Linked DNA regions of Mus musculus: region 1 is linked to region 2. The links are chromatin loops, found by intact Hi-C in ENCODE. Cell type or tissue: left cerebral cortex. All regions are shown on one strand. Links, peaks and the distances in the headings refer to the core of each region. The heading gives the core; the rest is flanking DNA. Region 1 holds the start of Shank3 (SH3 and multiple ankyrin repeat domains 3). Region 2 overlaps Shank3 (SH3 and multiple ankyrin repeat domains 3).

What was found. A loop is a pair of places that touch in the nucleus more often than their neighbours do. Peaks named below come from ENCODE experiments on the same cell type or tissue, not always from the same donor. Only the 100,000 strongest peaks of a DNase experiment are listed, where the experiment ranks them.
Region 1: a loop joins it to region 2, with 5 times the contacts of the local background. A loop is called at or near these places in 2 of 42 quality-filtered maps.

The regions. Positions count from the first base shown.
Region 1 is chr15:89,494,135-89,506,344 of GRCm38, reverse strand. Shank3 (SH3 and multiple ankyrin repeat domains 3) reads right to left here and starts at 6,737. Exons shown (of 22, transcript NM_021423.4): 1 at 6,426-6,737; 2 at 5,927-6,130; 3 at 4,870-4,941; 4 at 3,117-3,225; 5 at 2,891-3,042; 6 at 2,638-2,805; 7 at 2,432-2,548; 8 at 1,951-2,028; 9 at 889-955. The coding sequence starts at 6,713. In left cerebral cortex, for the core only: a CTCF peak has its summit at 7,606; DNase peaks (open chromatin) are centred at 6,755, 7,598, 7,820, 8,149 and 3 more places; H3K4me3 peaks cover 3,566 bases; H3K27ac peaks cover 3,687 bases.
Region 2 is chr15:89,551,154-89,563,363 of GRCm38, reverse strand. It overlaps Shank3 (SH3 and multiple ankyrin repeat domains 3), which reads right to left. Exons shown (of 22, transcript NM_021423.4): 22 at 3,103-5,629. The coding sequence ends at 5,041. Among named protein-coding and RNA genes, the nearest start is that of Gm36221, 11 kb to the left of the region's middle. In left cerebral cortex, for the core only: CTCF peaks have their summits at 3,827 and 6,551; DNase peaks (open chromatin) are centred at 3,873, 6,099 and 6,579.

The sequences.
Region 1 (12,210 bases), core at 2,077-10,076, 57 kb after region 2:
TTAATGCCAGCCTCAGCCTTTTGCTGCCCAATGTCACTGAAAAAAAAAAATGGGGACACTTCAAGTAATCCTCACAGAAGAAAGGGAAGCCTGGGGCTCTGTGTTCCAGAAAGAGCCACAGGCAGAAAAGCCTACCAGAACATTAAGAGATCCCTATGGCTAGAAGGCTTTGCTTTAGTGGAGGAGGGGCCCACAGTACCCTGCACACTTAGTCACCTATACCCAGTGCGAACCAGCCTGGCTCCAGAAGCTCTCTCTCTCTCTCTCTCTCACTCACTCACACACACACACACACACACACACACACACACACACACACACACACCCCGCCTCACACATACGCGCACACATACACAGAAACATAGGCTGACCCTTCTGCCTTGCATCTTTTGGCTCTCCTGCTAGGACTTCCACATATGCCAAGTTTGTTTTAAGCGCTGCCTCCTGGGAGCTCAAACCTGCTGGCCAAGTCGCCAGCCACAAGCCTATCCCCACGTCGGTCTTCATCCACACCCCTGTGATTTTTTTTTCTCGTCGGCTATGTTCATGGGATCTTGTCACATAGAAAGTCATAGGAAGCTAACCCCAGCCATGTTCCAGGCTGGAGTGAGATCTACCACCCCCTGGTCTCAGAAGACCCTTCCTAGCACCTAATGGGAAGCCCAAGCCCTGCTGGGCCCAAGGCTCTTCCAGCCCAGAGCCCAGACCTGCTCCAGGCCCTGACCAAGAATTCTGTTCAGTCCACACAGGCTCTTTTTCATCTCATTTCCTGTGTCAGCAGAGGTCACTTGGTGACAACGGTCTTGACATATTGGGGTCCTGTTACACCACCACTGCCTATGACAAGCACAGCACCTCGAGGAAGGAGCTGAGTGGGGCAGAACTCACCGACATCGGAGTCTTTGTGGGTCTTGATTACCTCGGCAAGCTCAAAGTTCCCTGCAATAATGGCCACCTGGGAGAGCGGGGGGAGACATGGAGGTCAAGGAAGGAGGCTCAGCAACCCAGATTTGATCCCACCCCAGCTGCTCCTACTTTTGGGATCCTCCCAAAGCCACTCTCCTCTCAAGTCAAGCCAAAATGTCTACTGGGACCTCACCTCTTAAAGACAAGAGACAAGGATGCCAGTAACTAGGGTTGGCCGACTACCGTTATCCGCCTAAGTCCTGGGGTGCTTCTGGGACACAGGGCTTAGAGTTAAAACATGAACAGATCTGCTCACACTGGTAGAACATTTTATCTGCCCCTATATGCAGCCACAGTTCCTATCTCAGTCTCAGCCCCATATCTTTCAGCCCTCATTCTTCCGGAGTCCCCCAAATCCGGACAGCTAATAGGTCCGGGCGTATCTACTTCTGGGTGTGCTCAAACCTTCATCCCCTGCCTCGAACTCCCAGACATAGCCTTTCTGACATCCTCAGGGGGCCTCTGCTCCAACTAAGAATAACAGACACCCCCTTCCCTGCTACTTTCAAGGTTCATGAATCCCCACGACACCTTCAACTCCTGCAAAACTCCAGGCCGCAGAGATGATAGCTACCTGGCTAGCCAGTGCCAACCAGCCTGGCTGACAAACAGCTCAGAACTATAACCTGGGTCAAGTCAGGTGTAGTACAGACCACACCCATCTCAGCCTTGTTCCCCGCACCCCTTTCTGCTTCTGGGGAGTCAGGCCCACCACACCTGTCTTTCTGCCCTCTCCAGTTGGCTCTTTCCCAGATTTCTGGAGTCATCGGATGTTTTTCCATGGCAGGAGGAACCACCACACCAAACCCTCCCTCACATTCTGGGCACCACACTAGCCCACTCATAAAACCACCTTCCGTGGCAGTCCTGAAAGTGAGTGAGCACTCCCTTTTTGCCCTCTGAAGAAGAGTCAAGGTTCAAAGTCAAGTGGCAATAGGGACTCATAAGCAACCGCCCCCCACCCGCCCCGGGCTCAGCCTGTACCTGGAAGGCTGTCTGGCTGTTGTAATTGCGGACGTCCTTGTTGGCACCACGGAAAAGCAGGACGCGCGCGCAACTCTCCTGTCAGGAGACAGCAGCAATCACACCAGGCAGCAGAAAAGGGAGGGCTAGGCCATGGCAGGACACACACGTGGTGTACAGGGGGCAAGAATCACTCACACATACAAACTCGTCAGCGCATACCTATGTAAGTAGCTCTCATCTGAGAGCTAGATGCTAAGAACATTCATGGGGATATATTGCCACATACGTGTGTTCAGAGAACAGATGTGTTTTAAGTGGGCCACCCAGGAACTACTACCCAGTAACCAGACCGGGCACAGAACCTACACATGGAGTGTCACACGAGCTGGGATGTTCAGTCACCTAGGTGCAGGCGCATCCTATCCACACATGGAGTCACCCTTTTACAACATACAGAAAATGTAAGTGAGCCCACAGAGGGGTAAGACTCAAGATGTACCTGGTTGTAGAGGGCACAGATGTGCAGGGCTGTGTTTCCCGAGGCATTCTGAGCACCCATGTTGGCCCCATAGAACAAAAGGTGCTCCAGGTGCTGCACGTGTCCAAAGCGACAGGCCTGAGGAGAAGAGAAGTGTGAAGTATCCCAGACAGAGGCCAGGACCACCTACATACAGCCTGGACCCCAGCCTAGGTCCCCCTGCTCACCTGATGGATCTCTTGCCAACCATTCTCATCAGTGGTCCCCAGCTGTGCATGATCATGGAGAAGCAGCTCGCAACAGAGGGCATCCCCGCCCCCTAGGGCACTATGGTACAGGGGCGTCAGGCCGCGGCTGTCCTTGTAGTCAGGCGAAGCCCCCAGGTCCAGCAGGGTCTGAGGGTTAAGGCACCTCAAAATCCATGCCCATCCCAGCTTTCTGCCTTGAGTCCCTCCAGACCAGGGTCCTGCCCTCACTAACCGTCAATGCCCCTGCGTTCCGCTGGCGGGTAGCACAGTGGACGGCTGTCAGCCCATCTCGGGTCCGGAAGTCCAGATGAGCACCGCCGTTGCGGAGAACCTTCAGGAGGTCAGTGGCGTTGTCCAACTGTGCCGCAAGGCTCAGAGGGCACTCTGGAATGGGACATAAGTGAAGGTTAGGGTCCCAGCCGGTCAAAAACACAGCCCCTCCCCATTCTTCTCCTCACCTCCTGAGTCAGGGTCATGGAAATTGGGGTCCAGCCCCTTGTCCAGCAGGCGGGCCACCTTATCTGTGCTGTGTAGCTGGACATAGTCCATGAACTTCTTCAGGTTTGCCTAGAACATGAGCAATCCAAGTCAGCTGAGTGCCAAAGCTAGGGTCATCCTAGCATCACCCGACATCCTCCAGCAGGCTCCAGGCCACCTGTCCCTAACCCCAATGTGTCTAACCTGTCACCTAGCTTGCTCATCCTCAACCCTATACTCTTACCTCAGGTCTCATTCCAGCTTGGCTGGACCCGTGTACTTTCAAATCCCTTCCCTGCAGACCCTCAACAGTGTCATCCTGAGCCTGGTCACTCTCACATCCCAGCCTGGTCACCCCGGTCACGGGCCAACTGAGTCCCTTCCCTCAGCCTAAAAGAACACTGAGGCCATTCTGACAGGTGTCAAATCCTAACAACTCTGGTCTCATTCCTCCACCCCATCTTACTAGCTCCTCCTACATCCCATGGTACACCCCTGGCACACCTATGACATGACTTTGCCTTCCAGTCCTTCACCCGGCAAAGTTTCACTGACTGGCCTTGTCTGGTGGTACAGGTGCCAGCCACACAGGGCAAGGAGTCCCAGCCCAGGCATTCACAAGCAGCTTATACCACAGACAGAAAAGGGTGCCTCATGGACCAGCATCATGGGTCAGGGTGCTCAAACCCTACAAGAAGCTATGCAAATCCTCTAGGAAGACCTTAGCCAGCCCCAAGGTAACAGAGAGAGCTAGGGATAGCCGGACCCCAGGCAAGCCAGGGGACAGGGCTGCAGTCAGAAGTCCAGGTCCATCCTAAAACCAAATGACTTTCTGAAAGGCAAGTGGCTCTCATGTCTTACGGGCACCTGAGAAAAGAGCTGGAGAACCCAGGGTGCCAGGGTCACACAAGGGCTGGTGGAGGGAGAGACAAAGACCTCTCTGACATGGTCTCTACCCAGCATAGAGCCATGGCCATTGACTGTCACCTGTCCTGGGGCAGCAGGAAAGTCTTTCAAGTAAGCGTAAGGATCTAGGACCACAGATGGGGTCACAAAGACCTTTCCCTATACTCCAGAGCCCATCAAGAAAGTATCCCATGAACAAATTCCCATTGATCCACAGAACTGGGGGAGTTGGAAAGGGGCTGTGACACCCACCTTGCCCCCTGGACACCCAGGAGGGGTTTAGTACCCCCTCAAAAAGAAAGTGAATAGAGTCAGGCCCTATACTCTATATCTGGGAGTAGGTCCCAGATGCAAAGACACTATACAGGTTAAGTGTACCCAGGCCACAGGGCCTACCTAGTCAGACAGATCTGAGCCAGCTTCACCGGGCAGTCACAGCAGGTGACTCAAGCCCTCTGCCTCACCTGTAAAATGTGTAGCAAATCCCTCCTGGAAGAGAATTCATGAGCTACCTAATTTTGTGTTCCTTATATAGAGAACTTCTTGCCCTCTCAGAGCCAACACATTGGATGCTTATTGGCTTCCCTGCCCTGCCCCCCCCCCAGCCCCCAAGCTTCTAACAAGGCTCTCACCCCTACACCAGCCAATATCTGATTAAGCTGCAACCTATCACTGGACCAGCCATGGGCATGGAGCCTGTGCCCACCCAGCATGCCCAGCTCCAGCTCAGGCCCTGAAATCAACTTGGGGGGAAAAGCAGGCTGGGTCAAGCCAGCATGGGGACAGTCAGTGGCCATGGGGAGTCCCCTCCAGGGACTGCCTCCTTACCTTTGTGTGTAGCTTTGCAAACTGCTTGTCATCTATGAGGTTCTGGGCATAAACTCTCCGCTTGTATCGGAACTGCTCAGATAAAGAAAAGGTGGGGAGAAGACTACCACACAGGCCCATGTGAGCAAGAGGTGGCTACCACCTCGGGCTGCTTGCCTCCCTCCTGCCCACAGTGTCACTCCCGCACAGCCATGCAAGTCCCAGACACACACGTACAGAGTGGACAGAAATGAAGTGACAGCTACTGACCACCTACTACCCAGAAACGATGGGCAGTCCAGAGAAGTACTTGGCCAACTAATGGCCTGGTGGGCCCACAGCTCAAGTCAGCTTCATTTCCACCACTGGGACCTGGAAAACTCTACTGCTCTCCCAAGATCTGAAACTAAGCTTCTCCTAGACACTTCCACTCCAAGTAGAAATAACCCAATTCCTGGTGGAAATTCCATGAGGGTCAGACCAACTTTGACCTTGGTGTATACACACACACACACACACACACACACACAGGACGAGCCCTTCCTATTGAGACTAGGTCTCCGTCCCTATGGAATGGCACTCAAATCACCTTTATATGTCACAAATGGTGTTAATATTATTTTGGGCTAACCTCAGAAGACATGGGAGTGAGTGGCAAGAGGAGGCAAATGTGCACACAAGTGACACTGTTCGCACCACATGACCCCTAACGCACTCACTCTTAAACCGCTCGCACCACACACACGCCCCGAGTGCAGTGCATGTGTGGCATGCATGTGCTCATTGTGTGCTGTCCAGATTGCTCGCTGCAAGCGCTCTACACACGGCGCTCACACTGTTTCTCCATGCTTAAGCTGCAACACACCACTTACCACACAGGCAGCTTGCACTTCACCCTGCCCACTGCACTCGAGGTGTACCCACCTCGGTCTCTCAGCACACTGCTCAGGCTGCACACAGCCCCCCACCGCGCCTGTCGCCAACTCCTCCCGGCCTGCCCTTCTACTGCTCCAGCCACGGAGCTCAAAGATCACACCCTGAGCGCTCCATTCCACCCCCACCCCAGTCGGCCCAGCACCTCCAGATAGGGCAGGGGCGTGTCCAGGTTAGGCGGGTAGTCCTGTAAGAGCCGCTCTTCATCCAGGAACTTGCCGGCGCGACCCCGGGAGGGAGGCTGGAATAGCCCGTAGTTGAGCGCGTCTTGAAGGCTATGATTGAGGGCGCAGAGCACACGCTGCTTGGCGGCCCACACGGGCGCGGTTGGGTCCAGACGCAGGCACTTCTGCAGCGGAGCGAGTCGTGAGCCCGGACCTGCGGGCGCAGGGCCCCGCGCCCCGGGCCCCGCTTTGGAGGGCTAGTTGGGGAGCGAGAGCAGGGACCCCGCGCCACCGCGCAGAGGCCGAGGCCCCGCCCCGGGGCTGGGCTTCCAGGGCCCCGCCCCGGCGATGGGGAGGGTCCCGCGGAGGCGGCGGGGGAGGGGCGAGTGGCCACGGCCGGGGGTCCTGGCGCAGGGCGCGCCCGGCGGGGGTCACCGCTAGCGGGCCACACAGGGGTACGGCGAGATCGCAAAGGCTCACCGTTTGTTGCAGGTCCGGGATGCCGACGCGCACGACCACGGCGCTGGCCCCGGGGCCGTCCATCCCGGTGCTAGCGCCCGGGCCCGGACTGTTCCCGGCGGAGAGAGGAGCGCACGGGGACTCCGCGCGGCGCCCTGGCCCCCCCTGACCCCCCGCAAGAGCCCCGCCGACCGCGCTACGCGGGAGGGGGCCGGGGGGGGCCGGGGCCGGGGCCAGCGCGGGGGACAGCGGCTCCGGGGGCTCCGCAGGCGCAGCGGCGGCGGCGACGGCGGCACGGTTTAGCTGCATCGGCCCCGGCTTCGAGCGGCGCCTGCCTTCCCCGGGGGCGGGGGCGGCGGGGGGAGGGGGCCCGAGCCCGGAGCGGAGCGGAGGCGGGGAGGGGGCCGCGCCGGAGGCGGGGATGGGAAGCCCGGGGCCGGGAAACTGGGGTCCCCCGCGGGGTCGGGGCGGCGTGGGCGTGTGGTGCAGAGGGCGGGGGCCGGGGGCCCGCGCCGAAGAGGGGGGGGGTTGGCTGTCGAGGGGGAGTGGCTGACACAGCGGGGGGATGGCACGCCGCGCTTCCGCTGCAGGCGAGCGTCGCAGACCACCGTACTGGGGTGACGGAGGGTTCTAGAGCTGGGTGGGGAACGCGTCGGGGCAAGAGGACCCACAGGCCGACTGAGAGGGAGAGACAAGCAGGAAAATTGGTGACCCGGGGTGGAAATCTCCCCAGTCTGCCGACCCCACTCCAGACCCCAAGGAGGTGGTGGGGTCACCCGAGCACGGTGCTGGGTGGGAGTCGGAGGGCTGCAAACCCCAGGCGCGAGCAGGGCGGAGCTGCAGTCCACGGGAGCTCCCCCCAGACCAACCCTTCTAACCGCGCCCAGGGTGTTCCTCTCGGCCCCCACCACAACCGAGTTTGGGGAGTCTGTCCGGACTCTGCGGGCCTCCCGCACCTTGGGTAGCCCAACCTTGCAGCTGGTCGCCCCCTCCCCGTCACCTTAGCGACAGCAGGCTGGGGGCGCGACCTACGAGGAAAGGCTTAGGGGAGGGGGCGCCACTAGTCTCCACCTGCGGCGGGGAACTGAATTTTAGTTTCACACGTTGTCGTGGCAACGCGGGAGGGGGTGACGAGTGGGCGGGGAGGGGAGCGCTGCGAGTGAACCAACTCAGGCGCCGCCCGCGTGGCGTGCCAGCCTTAGCCCGGCGCTGCCTCGGAAGTGCCCAACGCACGGGGGCCTAGCTCCCAAGGCCCAGAAAGGTGTAGCCCCTGAATGGATGAATTGCCCTACTCGGTAGTGTCTACTGCCTTCCACTGCACTCTCCCGCATACCTAGACTTACACCTCACCCCCTAAAGGCCCCAGAGAGCCACTCATCGGTGGCGGCACAAACTGGACAGCTTTTGTGGAGCAGCCTGGCCGGGAACTCTGCCAGTGGCAGAAAGCATCCCCTTAGCCACAGCCTCTCCTACCTTCTCCGTGAGCAACCCTGGATCGCCCACAAAACTGGCTATTCCTGCGCATCCCAGGAATAACCCTGGACTACCCTGGTCCTATACACGATAGAGCCTCCCCAGATCCCACCCCCTGACCACCTGGGTCACCTCAGAAATGCCCTCACCCCACACAGAACAGTGATTGGCTTAGACTGCCCCCCCCCAGAACAGCCTGCACTCCCCCACGGATCCTCCACTTTCCCAAAATGTTTCATGACTCCATATAGGGCTCTCTGACCAATCGCAACCACACAGCATTGTCCTCCATGGACCACCTGGCTCACTCCCACATCCCTACCCCTTGAGGGAGAGCCTTCTCCCTAAAGAACCTCCCTTAAAAAACCCGCTTACCCGGCAGAGCTGAGTCTCCAGTGCCTCTGTACGTCTGTTCCCTGCTACCCTCAAGCCTGGGTGGACCCCTCCGTGCTTGGGGAAGTGAAGCCCCAGTAGGCTCTGACCTCCAAGCCCCTCCCAAGGTGTGCCTGAGTGGTGCAACTTAGGGTACCCTAGGGCTTAGGGCAGGATGTCAGAGGAGCAGGAGAGGAAAGAGTCTCCCTTATCTCCAGGAAGCACCTTGGGAAGCTCGGGGCTGGGTTTCCTGTGTTCCAACCCAGAGAGGAAACTCTGCTTCCTGACCCTGGAGTCTCTAACATCTTCCTCCCTTGCCTCTTTCCTCTCCGCCTTGACCCCTGCCCCAACTCCCTCTGGCTAAACCCAGTCCCTCCCATCAAAATCTCCACCCATCTTTTATTTCCAGCTCCCCTTTCCCCTAAACTAGCTGCCTGCTGGTGGAAAATGATGGCTAGAGATCACCAGTGATAAGACAGGAGTGGAGGAATCCCATGTCCTCAATCAGGCAGCTGGCCAGCCTTGGGCACTCTGTAGACATGTCCTTGACCTGAATGGACCCAGAGCCCTGGGTCTTACCCTTTCAGGCTTACTATCCCAAACTGGACCTCGTGGGAGCCCTTAAGCCTCCCCTGACCTCCCTTGCTGAGTGAATCTAATTATGTTTGATCTTTGTTGCCAAGCTTTGGGGGGAGAAAGTATTTTTTTTAACCAGCTACCTGCAGACTGACCCCCATCTCTGGCCCCAACTAGCCTTCACACTCCCAGGGTGACATCAAGCCTGTGGCCTGCACAGTGCCTGGCCCACTCTTAGTGAATCTCACAGTGCCCCAGCCTGCTCCCTGCTAAACAACAACAGTAACAATGCCCAGAAACACATGGGTGTCTTTCCCAATGGGTTCCTGGAGAGCTAATTAATAGGATAGAGGTGTTTTAGCAATTATTTTGTTGAGGATAACTTCAGGTTCCTCCTTACCTCTCCCAAGCCACTTGAGCAGCCCCAGCTGCCCTCCCTCAGGCCCATCTGACCCCCTATCTCCCAGGGAAGGTGACAGGACACTGCCTTGGCCCTACCTTCAAATGCCAGGGTGGTTTGCTTATTCCTTCCTTTCACCAGGGCCAAAATTCTGGAAAGATCTTATTTTGGCTAGCCACACACTTCTTCCCCTCCTCCTGGTGCACTTTCGGTTACACAGCTTCAAAAGACTTGGGGGTGGAGAAAGATTTGTAACGAGTGCAGGGCATGTGGATGGGATTGGGAGCAAATACACAGCAGTCGTCCTCAGCCCCCTGTTCCTGCAGCTGCCCCCAGGCCACTTCCATGGGTCCACTACTTAAGCATCCCCTGGAGATGCCCAAATCTCCATGCTCAGCACATCCACACCCTAAGTTTACTCTGGCCTGTGATTCATACTTCCATTCGTACCCACTGGCCCTCTGGTTGACCTTGCTTGGCCCTGTCGGTTCCTCTGTCTGCTAGGTAATTTGCCTCTCTCCCACATCCGTGGGTATCCCTTCCTTCCTTCCATCCATCATTCCTGCAAGCATCCTTCTCCCTCCTATTACTCAGCTCACCCAGGCCATCTCCAAGATGCCTTTCCTCTCCCAGGCTGCATCTCTCCCTTTGTGAACCCACCTCACCCCGTGCTTCTTTGCCGATTGCTCACTTCTGTGCAGATTTTGCTTTCTCTTTTGTAAGGCTGCCATTGTCTTTCAAGGCACTGTGATGCCTTTTTGTTGTTGCTTAGCATCTGTCTTTCCCTGCCAGAAGGTGGGCCCCCTGTAGAGACGGGTCTTATTAGCCTCTCTGGTTCTGCTGTGTCCAAGCCCTGGTACACAGTGCAGCTCAGCTTGTTGGCTGTCTAAGTAAGCCGGAGATTAAACCATCCCCTAGAAGACTACACCCAACTTCTGCTCAGACCTCCTCACTGTGGAGTAGGTGAAACTCTGAGTGCTAAATTGATTGACTATAAGCTGTCTAGATCCCCACTCTGTGTGTGTGTGTGTGTGCGCGCGCGCGCGCACGTGCATGTGTGTATTTATTATTCCTGATTATGTCATAGCTAAAGGTATATTCATATTCCATCTCATCTTGAGTCTGATTTTTCTTCCTCTAGGAATAAGAATCTCTTAAGATTCAGCTTTTTGCTCTTCGATGTTTGAGCGAGAGTCTTGCGATGTATCCCAGGCCTCCTCAAACTCACCGCCATCAGTCCGTCAGCCTCCGAGCTTTTGGGTTTGCTCAGCTCTTTTTTTATGCTACTTTGTTTTTCTCTACATTGCTTTTGAGTTTATCTGATAGTTATCTGATTCACTTCTTGTGTTTCATTTCTTTTTTTTTTCTAAGTTCTTCACAAACATTCAGCATGGGTAATCTCCACTCGTCGTCTGAGTTATAGGTGTTGATATGTAATATTTTTATTTCATTTTTTAGTTTTCTGTTATATATTTTTGGTCGGGGGTTACAAGAATATGCTTGTTTACATTTTCAAATGGAGACTATATAGTTTGTGGACGAGCTATTAATGATTTCTACCTGCATTATGACCCAGGAAAGATGGTCTGGACAATACTGGTCTTTGTGCAGTTTGTGAAGATTTTCCTTGTATCTTGAAGCCGAAGGAGGAAAATCCTAGGATTTTCTAGGACAACCTGGACTACATAATGAAATTACATCTCAAAAAAAAAAAAAACCAAGCAAGGGAGGCCTGGTGATGCACAGGCAGATCTCTGAGTTCAAGACTATCCTGGTCTACAGAGTGAGTTCCAGGACAGCCGGGGCTACACAGACCATCCTTGTCTCCAAAAACAAAAACAGAGCAAACAAACAAAGGGTGGAGAGATGGCTCGGTGATTAAGAGCATTTACAGGACCCAGTTTAGTTCCCAACACCAACAGGATGGCTCACAAGGATCTGTAACTCCATCTCCAGTGGTTCGGATGCCCCCTTCTGGCCTCAGGAAGCACTGCATGTATTCAGTGCAAATACATAAAGTTTAAGCACAAAACTCATAAAATCGTTTGAAATTTTTTAAGGTTTAATATATACTATACATGTTTTTAAGCATTAAAAATGAAAACCAGTGTGAGCATTTGTATCTATATATCTATTATCAATATATCTATATATCTATTTCTCTCACCATATGTGTGTGTGTGTGTGTGTGTGTGTGTGTGTTAATGATCATTTTTTAATTAATTTATTCACTTTACATCCCGATCACTGCCCCTACCTCAGTATGTTTCTGCGGGGCTAGGCACATCCTCTCCCACTGAGGCCAGACAAGGCAATCCAACTAGAAGAACATATCCTATAGACAGGCAACAGCTTTTGGGATAGCTCCCTCTGTAGTTGTTCAGGACCCACATGAAGACCAAGCTGCATAGCTGTTACAACTGTGCTGAGACCTAGGTCCACCCCTTGTATGCTCTTTGGTTGGTGTTTCAGTCTCTAAGAGACTCGAGGATTCAGGTTAGTTGACTCTGTAGGTCTTCCTGTGGAGTTCCTATTCTCTTCAGGGCCCTCAATCCTTCCCCACTAGTCTTCCATAAGAGTCTCCAAGCTCCATCCACTGTTTGGCTGCGGGTCTCTGCATCCATCTGAGTCAGCTGCTGGGTGGATCCTCTCAGAGGACAGCCATGTTAGACTCCTGTCTGCAAGTATAGCACAGAATCATTAATAGTGTCAGAGATTGGTGCTTGCCCATGGAATGGGTTTCTGGTTGGGCCAGTTGTTGGTTGGCCATTCTGTCAGTCTCTGCTCCATCTTCCATCCCTACATTTCTTGTAGACTGGATACATTTTGGATGGAAAGTTTTGTAGGTGGGTTGATGTCCCTGTCGCTCCACTGGGGTTCCTACCTGGCTACAGGAGGTGTCCTCTTCAGGCTCCATGTCCCCAAGACTGTGAGTCACAGCTAAGGTCACCCTCATTGATTCTTAGGCACCTCCCCTATGCCAGG
Region 2 (12,210 bases), core at 1,951-9,950:
AAGGCTCAAATATTCACTGAGACTTTGGTGTGTGTGTGTGTGTGTGTGTGTGTGTGTGTGCATGTGCTGTGTGCATGTGCCCTCTCTCTCTCTCTCTCTCTCTCTCTCTCTCTCTCTCTCTCTCTGTGTGTGTGTGTGTGTGTGTGTGTGTGTGTGTGTGTATGTGTGTGTGTGTGTGTGTATGTGTACCTGAATATTCCTGTGTATGCCCACTCAAATGCCCCCACTGCACGTTTTCAGTATCAGAGGACAATCCTGGGCTTCAATCCTTGCCCTCTACCTTGTCCAAAAGAGTCTTTTTGTTGTTCGCTGCTGTGAATGCCAGGGAACAAGCTGGGAAATCACGTGTCCCTGCCCTGCCCTGCCCCGCCCCCATTTCTCATTGTAGAAGAACTGGGATTATAAGCCTATGGTACTGTGTCCAGCTTTACATGGGTTCTGGAGTTTGGAACTCAGGTCTTTCCTGCTTGCAAGGCACATTCTTGATCCACTGATCCATCTTCCCAGCCTCTTACTGTCAGCTTTATAGTATCCTGCTACGGACCCCAAAAAGGGCCCCTTAGCGTCTCCAGCCATCGTTTTAAACCTCCAGCCACTTTGGATGCTTTGTATAGCAGAGCCCTGCAAACAGATAACTCATGAAGGGAGAGCATTTGCCTATGGTGGTAAAGGCTACTCCCTAAAGCTGGAATCATAACATTGTGAGAATCTTTACATTGCTTCCCTCATGCAATAAGGACTTCTTTTGCTACCTCAGAAAAATTAAGTTTGAGACAGTGATTCAGTAGAGCTACACTTGACCCTGGACTGCTTCATATACATACTTCTTGCCTCCTGCCCTATTTAAAGCTCATGTCTGACTTGATTCCCCTTCCCAATATGCCACACGATTAAATCTGCATTCTCTCCTTTCCACCACTACCCATCTCTTCGATTGGTATAAGGGGGCAAGTGGCCCAACACTGCCTGACAGGGTTTCCAGAAATAGACAGGGTTTGTCTAACAGACATCTCCTGCTGCTTCTGTCTCACTTTCCACATCTGTCAAACAGAACATTAATATTCCCTACCCCAGTGTCTTTTTAAAGTTTTATTTATGTATGTGAGTACACTGTAGCTATACAGATGGTTGTAAGCCTTCATGTGGTTGTTGGGGATTGAATCCTTAGGAGCTCTGCTCGCTCCAGTTAACCCCACTCATTCGGTCTCTGCTCGCTCAGGCCCAAAGATTTATTTAATATTATGCATAAGTACACTGAAGCTGTCTTCAGCCGCACCAGAAGAGGGCGTCAGATCTCATTACGGGTGGTTGTGAGAAATGTGGTTCCCAGAACTTTTATGTAAACCCAGGAGAATTATTTAAATGTCCATTTTAAATGTTTATGTGTACCATTTTGTGGCATCAGGGCCTTGTTGACTCAAGTGTACAGTGAATGTGCTGAGAATAAACTTTAAAATCAAAGACGAGTCACCTAGTTGAAACTATTCAGGAAGCATGAGTCTAGAGACCCAGTGTCGTCAACACTGCAGAATAAGCCCTCTCCAGTTCTAGAAGCAGCTACAAGCCTGATACCTACCCTGGGGCTACGGTGACCTGTGAGGTGCATAGCCCAGCTAGGTCTAAGTTCGTAATTAAGTTGCAAGGAAGCACAGGGCACCAGATGTCACCTGCTCCTTGACGTCACCTCAGGCACTTGCTTTCCCTGGGGGACAAGGCCAAAGGCATGCCTTGCTATCCAGGGTTACTTCTGTTCCCCACTTTGCTAACCAGCTCCTCCCCGGCCCCACCCTTGACTCTGGGATAACTTCTGGAGCATCAGGATCTGTGGTCTGTATTCCTGACGCCCCACCCACCAACCAGCTTGCCTTCTCTGAAGCCCCTCCCTTCCAGCTTGTTACATCTCTTGATCCCTTGGCTCTCTCTCCAACTTCTTGTTGGGTAGCAATTAGCCTGCCTGCTCACCTGGCTGTGCTCATGGCTAGCCACCCCTACCAAAGTCACAAAGTGTGGGTTTCCCCCTGCTATGTGATTGGCTGGTGAAGGCTGGCTGCTGGCATTGTTATAAACATGCTCTTGAAGGTCAGGTCTGTTCCTGGCTCAGAGGAAACAGGAAAAAGGTAGACCCCGCATCTCTGAGAAGCTGGTTCTGACCCTTAAGGGAGTAGACACTGTTCGATCTGAGAAGCATCCATCTCCCTCTAATTGGAGACCATACTTGGAGCCCTGAGGATCCAACCTGGACTCTGAGAAAAGCAGAGCAAGGTGGGCCCCCTGGAATAATGGGCATTGAAGGGCTGCCATAGTAAGGGGAGGAGTGGGTGCGGTTATAGCAAAGCTGGGAACAGCAGGGGGAGAAAGTATAGGAGGGGCTAGAAGGACATAAGGGGGGCCCTCACCAGCTTCAATTGTCATCTGGTGGGGGCAGGAGCAGAAGGTAGGAATGGAGGTGGGAAACCACCCAAGGGAAGTGAGCAGGGGAGGACCAGCACCCAGAAAGGGATATGAGGTTTGAAACTTAAAGTTGCTTTTCTAAACAACTAGACACCGCTGGAAATTTTAAAAGTGGGGGGTGGGGGGTGGGGGTGGGGGTATCGTTCAGTGGTAAAGTCCCAGCCTGGGTCCCAGCCCCAGCCCCAGAAAGCAAAGATGAAACCGTGACAGGGATCCCAGGAGACCATCAGTCTAGAGGTCACTCACTACCGGGAGAGCTGGAGAGATGGCTCAGCCAGGTAAGAGCACTTGCTGTCCTCGCGGAGGGCCAGAGGCTGGTTCTCAGCACCCACATCGGGGAAGCTCACAACTGCCTAAACCCTGGCTACCTCCCGAGGGCACCCTCACACGTACATCATACGCTTCCGCAGACATAGTTAGACATTAAAAATATTTTTTTTTAAAAAAAAAGTGTGGTACTAAAAAGTCTGCAGAAAGCCCAAGCCAGGGTCTAGCAAACTGAAGGAGGTCAGTGTAGCAAGAACGTCTAGAAAGGCTTGCTCCAAAGACACTGCGGAGTCTAAAGGCACACGGAGCCAAGGCTGTGGATCTGTGGTACCTGAGGGACAGCTCCTACTCCCTAACCCTAAGCAAGCACAAACTGAGACATGATTTCATTTCTTATAAATTTATTACATAATATTATAATAATTATTATTAATAATAATAATATAAGAAACATAGATCTCTGTGGGGTGTATCACAACGTCAGGGTCAGGAGGCCTCAGGACTGGAGCAGGGGGTTGAAAGCCCCCCAGATGGAACTCCATACAAAAGGGGGGGGGGGAGAAGCGGAACTGACCCTGTAAAGTTAAAAACCCAAATTGAACAGAACCAAAAACCCACAGGTAAATGTGAGACTGTGTATGTGGCAGTCTGTTACAGTGACTGCTGCTGTGTGTGTGACCTGCTCTGTTGGTGAGAGGGTTAGTGGGTGTGACTCTGTGTCTAAGGAATGGGGCCGATGGGCCAGGGTGGGGCAGGTGGGCACAGACCGGCGTGCCAAGCCCCTGGGCCATGAAAACACCTGTTTTCTGTCTTTTATATATATATATATTTATTTATATATTTATTTATTTATTTATTTTTTATTAAAAAAAGCTAGAAATAGAAACAGAAACTTGTGAGTGACGTGGATGGAGCTTAGTCCAGACTCCAAACCCGATGTTTAAAAATGCCCCAGGGCCCCCCACCCCACAGGTCATTGCTGAGTGTGAGGAGTCACAGTAAGGGGGCCAGGGGACCCTCAGGAGTCTTTGCCTCTCTCCAAGGGCTGTTGTGGCCTGATTTTAGTGGTCCCCACAATTCCCTTAGAAGCCCGAAGGGGTACTGCCTGCGGGGGGAGCCCTTGAGGCCTCCCGAAGCTGAAAGGATTCACGAAGAATCCCTGCTTAAGCTGGGTGAGGTTTGGGGAGGAGGGGACAGGCTGAGAGAACAGCAGGACCCACCAGCAGGACAGGGCCCCTTCCCGGGCACACACCCATGCATGCACCCTGTGCAAGCTTCTGCCGCCACCTCCCACCCATCCAGAACAGCCCCTGGGGACCACTGCACAGTCAAGCACACACAGGGCACCCATGCGCTCAGCCACACCCAGTTTTCACAAGCACACAGGCGTGCACACACATTATGTGGCGCACACACACACACAGGGCAGGAATTGGGGAGTCTTTGGGGTGCGAGGCAGGGAGGCTTCTCTGCTGTAGTTGCCCAAGAAGTGGGAAAGGTTAGACCCCTCCTGTGGGAGAGACCCTGTGAAGATGATGGCTGGGGTTTGGGTTACCGGGGCCCAGCCCCAGGGCAATAATTTCCCAGGCCACCTGGCCCTGCTAGTGCCCAGCAGGCAATGCCTGCCACCCGTCCCCCTGAGCAGCACCTAAAGGGTGGGTGGGGCATACTATAGCTCAGCGAGGGAAGGGGGGCTGAGCCGGGGTCCCCAGGGTGGGCTGCCAGGACCCTGGCTAACCCCAGGCCAGCTGGAGTGTCCCCTGCCCTGTATGGGGTGGCAGTGAGGGGCCAGAGATGGAAGACTGGGCAGCTGTGGCGGGACCAGCGAGAGGACTAGAGGGGAAGAGGGCGGGAACTATTACGGACAGAGATATTTGTTCCTTTTCTCTTTCCAAATATAGAGTGGATTAAAATATGTAAAACAGGGGGCTCCTTGGCCCCTATCGAGAACCCCAATGTCTCCCCCCTCCCCCCGAGTCACCAAGGCGTGTCCTGACCTCGCATGCTGGACTAGGTTCCCCCTCTGGAAGAATGGCCACCAGGAGCTATGGAGGAAGTGGTCAGGCCAGAGCACCCTGCCCCCACCCCCTTCCACCCAGCCCCCCTGGTCCGCGCCCTTACTGTGTGCTGGGTGGGGTTCAGCGGCAGGGGAGGGCACTAAGCAATGTACAGGGCAAGTCTCCAAGCAACAGCAAACAGGACGATTCATGCAACATTCCTGGCCCGGGCGCCGTGGTAGGGGGCGAGCCGAGCCTGCGGCCTGGAGTAGGGGTGGGGGCCCTGCCGGCAGGGCGCAGCAGGAACAGGAGAGGGAGTGGGGCGTCAGCTGCCATCCAGCTGCCTGAGCGCACGCTCGATGTTCATGCGGTGGCCAACGCGTGTGACGCCCAGCTCCACGAAGTCTTCCTTGGTGAGCGCAGGCAGGTGTGCGCCTTCGATCTCATGGTCCTCGAAGCGGTCTCGGTGCTCGCCTAAGTGGATGCTCTCCAGCCAGTCGCCCACATCGAACTTGCTCCAGAGCTGCAGGGGCTTCTGTTGAAATGGCCGACGCGGGCCGGCACTGGGGCCAGAGCCGGGAGAAGGCGAGGGCAGCGGAGATGGTGAGGGGGAGCGGCTGCGCGCACTCACACTTCGCACCACGAAGCGCACTTCCTTGGGTTCGTGCGGGATGGAGAGGCTGGACGACTTGAGGATGGTGGGAGGCGTGAGGCCGAAGGGCCGCCCCGCGCCTCCCACGCCCGCCCCCAGCCCCTCCACCCGCTCCAGCGATGCGGGTTTCACTGGGCTCGGGGCTCGTCTCGCCACGGGGTACCGGCCGCTGGGCCGCACCGAGTAGGAGGCCCCTCCGCCCGGGCCCCCCGGGCTGCGCTGCGCTGAGATGGTGCTCAGCTCACCGAGGCTGCTGAAGAGCCTGCGGAGGGAGAGTGGGTGAGGGCCAGGTGAGGGATGGAAAATAAAGTCGGAGTGGACAGAGAGGGCAGCAGAGCCAAGAGGTCTAGGGCTGGAGGAATATCCTGTGGTCATTCTTTTTGAAAACACAAACATCCTGGGTCAGGTCAGGACCAGTGCCTTGCTCTGGGGGATTCTCAAACTGACTGGATTCTAAGGAGTAAGACTGTCCCCACACACTGCGCTCCATGGAGGCCCCAAGGGCAGTTCACCAAAGGAAACTTTTCTCATGGACGGAAGCTGCTTGCCCCACCCTGCCAGCCTCTAACACAGCCTCTGGGCGTGGGTTCCATCCACAGATGCTCTGGACTATAAAATTTGAACAATATCTTCACCACTCCCCGCATACTGCTCTCAAGTCTGAAGAGACCCAGAGCAACCCAGGCCAGTTTCGGGCACGGCGGAGTCATGGTAAAGGCTGGCAGTGGCACAAGACGTGACAGGTCCATGAACACGGAAGACAAACACCAGGCGGGGCTCACACCCACAGGAGGTGCAAGGCAACAGAACACGGTAACAGGAAGAGAGTCTCCCTGCACAGGAGAGCACACCACAGCAGCAATGGAGACTACATGTGCTGTGGACATGCAGCGGTGCTCACAGGAACGCAGTAGCACACAGGCAGACACACAAGGCAGAGAGATGGTACCTCGCTTCCCAGCCTCACCTGCCAGGATCCTGGACTTCCAGCCCTGCCCCAGCCTGCCTGGCTGGAGGGAAGGCCAGCCCGAGGCGGCTGCTCTACCGGAAGCGCGGCTGCTCTACCGGAAGCCTACTCCCATAGCACCCCCACCCAATCCCCCATCTCGACCCCTCACTGTGTCCAAGGATTGCCTCAGTAGCTGTCAGTAGCACCAGAGCCCCACACAGCCATGCAGAGCAGCCAGGGGGCGCAGCCAGGCACAGCATGTGGACTGCGAGAGGCATGGGATGGGCATGCTCACTTACACAGCCGGCACTCGGGACCACCGCGCAGCTAGACAGAGCAGCCACATGCAGATAGATGGGCAGGAGAGAGCAATGAGAGAGAGTGTTAGCAGGCCAGGCCCACAATGCCTTCAGTCACAACCACACAATGGGCAGCCAGGTTCAGGGACCCCTGTGGGACGCTCTATGGAGGTCGGAACTCAGAAGGAAAGGCCCGTCTACTGCAGAGGTACTGGGGAACGGAAAATACCCAGGACAGCTTGGACAGAAGGCACCTGGTTTGCCTGCCCCGGAGTGGCCTCGATGGCTCCCTCCAGCATAAGGTGCAGACCGTAAGTGTTGCTTAGCAGTGCCTTGCAGTCTGATAGTCACTCTAACGTTTGACCGACTTCTCTCCAGTGGCCATCTCACCCCCGCAACGTCCTCTCCCTTAGGATGGCCTAAGTTTCTACCCACCTGGCCCAGAACCCCACACCAGCAGGAGTCCCCTCAACGTGCCCCTCTCCTTGCTGCATAGCTTGGCTCTGCAATATTCCCCCTAAAAGGTCTGCACTCAGAAGGTATAGTGGTGGATCACAGAGGTAACTGGATCATGAGAGGGCTGCCCTAATCTATGAATGAATACACTGACTGGGGTCGGGTGTGGCGGTGGCGCACACCTCTAATCCCAGCACTCAGGAGGCAGAGGCAGGCAGATCTCTGAGTTCAAGGCCAGCCTGGTCTACAAAGCAAGCTCCAGGCCAGCCAAGGTTACATGTTGAGACTTTGTCCCTAACGCCCCACCCCCCAAAATAATGATCACAACAAACATCAATGACTTCATGACTTGATGGTCTTATTCCTGCCCCCTCTTTTCCCTTCTTGCTTCCTGGCTGCCAGGAAATGATTCACTGAGCCTTCCCTATTGTGACTAGCTCAACAGCAATGGGGGCCAAGCCACCACGGAGACCGAAATCTCTGAAACTAGGAACCACAGTACATCCTTCTTCCTCAAGCTGTTGCTGTGAGGTGATGAAATCCATCACTGAGAAGAGCAAGCTAGCAAGCATGCTCCCTGAAGCAACTTTCAACTTTTCCCCTGCACCGTGCAAGATCAGTCCTTCCCTAGAGACCTCATTTCGATCACTCGCAGCAGCTTTCTCCTCAGCCATCCATCCCTACGGCTTCCTCCCAACTGCTCAGACCCAGGGCAGAGCTGCTCGGATAAGCCAAACCAGTGCCACCAACACAAAGATTCCAGGAACATCTGAGGGCTATACAAGGGAACAGGCAGACAAAGCCTCCGGAAGAAACTTTCAGTCCCATGGAACCTGGCCTCGGGGAGCCATCCTGGCTTTGGGGCAAAGTGCAGTGGGCAGCAGAGGTGAGGCGGTGAGGTCCTCGGGGAGGCAGTGCTGGAAGCACAGTTGTGAGGTCAGACTCTGGCCACCTACAGAGCCCAACAAGGCCAGGCAATGTCACCTTCGCTGCTTTCCCCCCTGAATCCATGCTGACCCGAGCATGGGCATCTGTATCACTGAACAAATGTCTAAGCAAGACCTGCCCCAAAGGTTAGGTTTCAGCAGTCTACTGCTGAACCGGAGGGGACAAGACAGCCATAAGACAGTGCAGTGGGGAGGCTCTGGGGTCCAAAAGGCCTAAGCTAGGACAAGTAGCCACAGCTGTCTGAATGGCACCAAATTCTGCCTTCCTGGCAGGGTGACCTGGAGGCCTGGGCTGAGGGCAACCTAGCCTCTAAGGTGCCCAGGAGACTGGGAGTGGAGAGAGAGCCAGTCATATACCTCAAAAACTCCACCAGTGTTGCTAATGTTGGGAGGCCTAGGGGAAAAGCCCAAGGAAGGGTATGCACAGGAAGGAGTGGCCAAGGAATCAGTGTCTGTTCCCCGCCCCCATCTTGGGGAAGAGCTCAACCCACATTGAGCCCCCCTCCCCAGGACAGAAACCCCAGCAGGGTGAAAATCTGATTGATTCTAACCTGTCTACGGCACCTCTGCACACCCATCTCTGGCTACTGCCACCCAGTAGCTGACTGGCCAATCACATTCTGCTCAGGCTGCATCCACAGCATGGTCACCTCACAGCATCCACTACTCTAAGACACTCGATCTTGCCCCAGGAACTGGGAGCCGCTGAGAACTGGCCTTTGTTTGTGGCATTCACCAAGGCTGGACGCAGGGGTCCCCTGGGATGACCTGATTCTTTGGAGGAGCCCTTCCCTCGGCATCCTACCTCCTGGACAGCTTCTCCAGCCTACCGCGGTCTTTCATGGTCTGCACGGTCTCAGCCTATGTCATCTACCCATTGTCTGATGTGACTAACAAGCCCAGGAATGCCGTGCGCGAGGGCCTATCGGTGGCATTCTGAGCTCAAGGTTTCCACTGGGCTCTCCTAACACCTTTTAACATGCAGGATGTCCAACTCTGCCTCAGTGAGCAGCACCCACGAGAGGACTGTGGCTCCTCTACCTTTTCAGCTTTGGGGAATGTCACCAATTCCTCCCATTAACCCAGGTCTTCCTCGTCACCTGAGTCCAGGGCCCTCAGAGTTTCAGGGTCTTTCACCATCTTCCCTCCTTTCCTCCCTTCTCTCCCTTCTCCTCTTCTCTTCCTTCTTCTCCCCCTCCCCCTCTCCCTTTTTCTCTGCTAGGGACAAAGCCCAGGCCTCATGCACACAAGGCAAGCCCTCTAACCACTGAGCAACATCCCGGCCCTTCACTTCCTTCTCAGTGGCTTTCCTTGACTCCCAAAGCCTGGCACAAACTCAGGGATATAAGTCACACTGACAAAAAAAAAAAAAGTCGTCCTACAAAAACCGTCCTGGGATTGCCTTACCTCCGTCAGCCCACTGGTACCAACAGTCAAGAAAAGGTTCCTTCGTACTCTGGCCTGGCTTCTATGTCACGATCCCCACCTTTGCACTCATGTGGATCAGACCTAGGCCTATGGCCCTTGGCAACTCAGAGGCCTCATTACAGGACAGTTCCCAGTAGGAACAGGCAGGGCTCGGCAGCTCTCCTGCCTCGGCCTCACTCCTCACTGCCGGGCCCGTTCAACACTGACATGCCATGTGTTCCTACATCTCCTCTTCTATGGTCTCTTTCTGTTCCCTAGCAATGCATCTGCCTATAACTTCATGCAACTGCTCTGCGGGGACACAATGAATCCTGTCCCCAGTCTCCTGGGGTCAACTGGGGACCTTCATGTATGACTTCCCCAGAACCTAGGCTCTGTCCATCCCCTTAACATGCAGGCAGGACTGATAACAGTCAGGACAGGGCTCTGTGGAGCAGTCTGACTGGAAAGTAGGTCTCCTGTGAAATCTCAGCAGTGACCTCAATAGGTCTAAAGAACAGGGCACACTTTGACCACCCACACACAAGCATCTAATAAAAAAAATAATAAAAAATTAAAGGCTCCGTAAAGTATTGTAGCAAATACTTCCAAAGTCATTTTATCTTTAAAAAAAAAAAAAAAAAAAAAAAGGAAGAAAAGTGACGATCAGGTATAAGACTGAGTCAGCTGGCATGCCTGTATACACCTGTGATATCAGCACTAAGGAGGCATAGGCAGGAGGGTTTATTTTAAGCTGAAGGCCAAGCTGAGCCACACATCGCGTTCAATGCCAGCCTAAGCTCTATGGAAAAACTCTCAGGTTGGTGAGATGGCTCAGTCGGTGAAGGCACTTGCAGTCAAGTTTGGCGGCCTGAGTTCAATCCCCGGGACCCACAAAATGCAAAGAGAGTACTGACTCCCACAGGTTCTCTGACTTCCACATACATACCATAAAGCGTGTATAATGCACACACACACACACACATGCACACACACGCACACATACAACAAATGTAAGGAAAGAAAGGTCTCACATCTCAATAAAACAAAGCAGATGTAACTCGGTGGTTGACTATTTGCTTAGTATGCTCGGGGCCTTGAGTTCGACACACACACACCCCAGAGCCCCTCCCCAGAAAGACCCTGAAAGCCAAAGCAAAAGAGCCCTGTTGTAGGCTTCAAACCACATGTAAGATTCAAGTCCAAACATGAGACCCAGAAGACAAGGGGAACGGGAGACAGGCGCAGGTCTCACGACTGACAGACAGGCAGAGCTCCACAACCAGGTGTGGAGCCCAAGGTCGGGCTCTAAGTGATGAACAAGTAAGATGCAGCCCAGGGCTCTCAGTAGACAGGGATCTGATCAGCAGGGGCGAGACCTGCAAGCTGAAGTGAGAGACAGGTGGGATCACAGACCTCAGCAGTAGCACCAACAACAATGTACCTTCCAGCCTCAACCTAAAACCCAACATTGGGCCCTGTGCAAACGAGTTGATCTCCAAGTTACTGAGCTTTTCCTGTGAAACACGGGCAAGTTTAACTTGTCTACAAAAAGCTCAGGCTGCAGAGCACCTGTGGCTAGAAGGCATCGCTGCCTGGCCTGAGGCATCTTCAGAGATGATGAATGAAGAGGGTCATGTCCTTGGTGGACTCCATCAAGAGGAGATGAGATGAGCCTGGTAGGTAAGGCTCGGGAACCATGCACAGACCAAAGATGTGGCTCAAGGGTGTGTGCTCTGCCAAAGCAGGACAGGTCCTGAGAAGGACACAGTCACACCTAGACATCAGAACTTCACACGCTTTGGACACTTCTCTAAGGGAAAGGCTCATTAGTGATCTGTATGCCAAAGTAAGACCCAAATGCCAGATTCCAGCCCCCACTGGCTACAAAGCCAGAGCTGAGGCACAGCCCCCACAGACATCAAAGTAAGGGTGTCCACAAAGACCAGACAAAAGACCAGGTCTGAAATAAGCTAGCTGTGTACAGAGCCACAAGTGCTCCAAGCCTGCAGCCAGAAAGGAAAGCACTGTGGTAGGTGGCAGGACACACTCCAGATGGCCATTGTTTCATCCAGGTGCGAGGATGTGACAGCTCACACTGTGGGGACAGGTAGGAGGATCAAAGCCAGTTCAGACTGCATAGCAAGACCCTGCCTCCAAAACCAAAAAAAAAAAAAAGAAAGAAAGAAAGAAAGAAAGAAAGAAAGAAAGAAAGAAAGATCCAAAATGGGGAAGAAAAGTGAGTGGGAACAGAATGGAATACAGAGGCAAATGGAAGAGCAGGGTGCAAGGTGCTTCAGTGAAGTTAAAATGACTGATGAACATGATAAAATGTATCACTCATATACAAAAGATATGCATAAGTGTGCTACACAGCAAAGGTCTACCTCTGCAAACCACCCTGAAATCACTGAGCACAGATGGAGTGTTACCAAAAGGTGCTACTAGATGCCCAAGAGATCTTTGCCCATCTGTGCTTCCATGAACTTTGCCTTAGGACAAAGCACTTGCACCAAGCCTCCTCTGTTCATTGGCTTAATATGTGATTACTGAGGGTAGGCAGTATGTTATGTACTTTAAGTGACTTCTAACATTCATCAAAAAAAAAGAGGCAGAGAGAAACAGAGGGGCTGATAGTGGAAGAAAAGACAAGGAAGAAAATGGTCCGAGTAAAGTTGAAAACCCAGTTCTGTAGACAAACCTGGGACCCAGCCACGTGTCCTGACTGGCTCACAGCCACTGCCCATTCTAAGGGTGCCTTCATCACTGCAGTACAAAAAAGGGC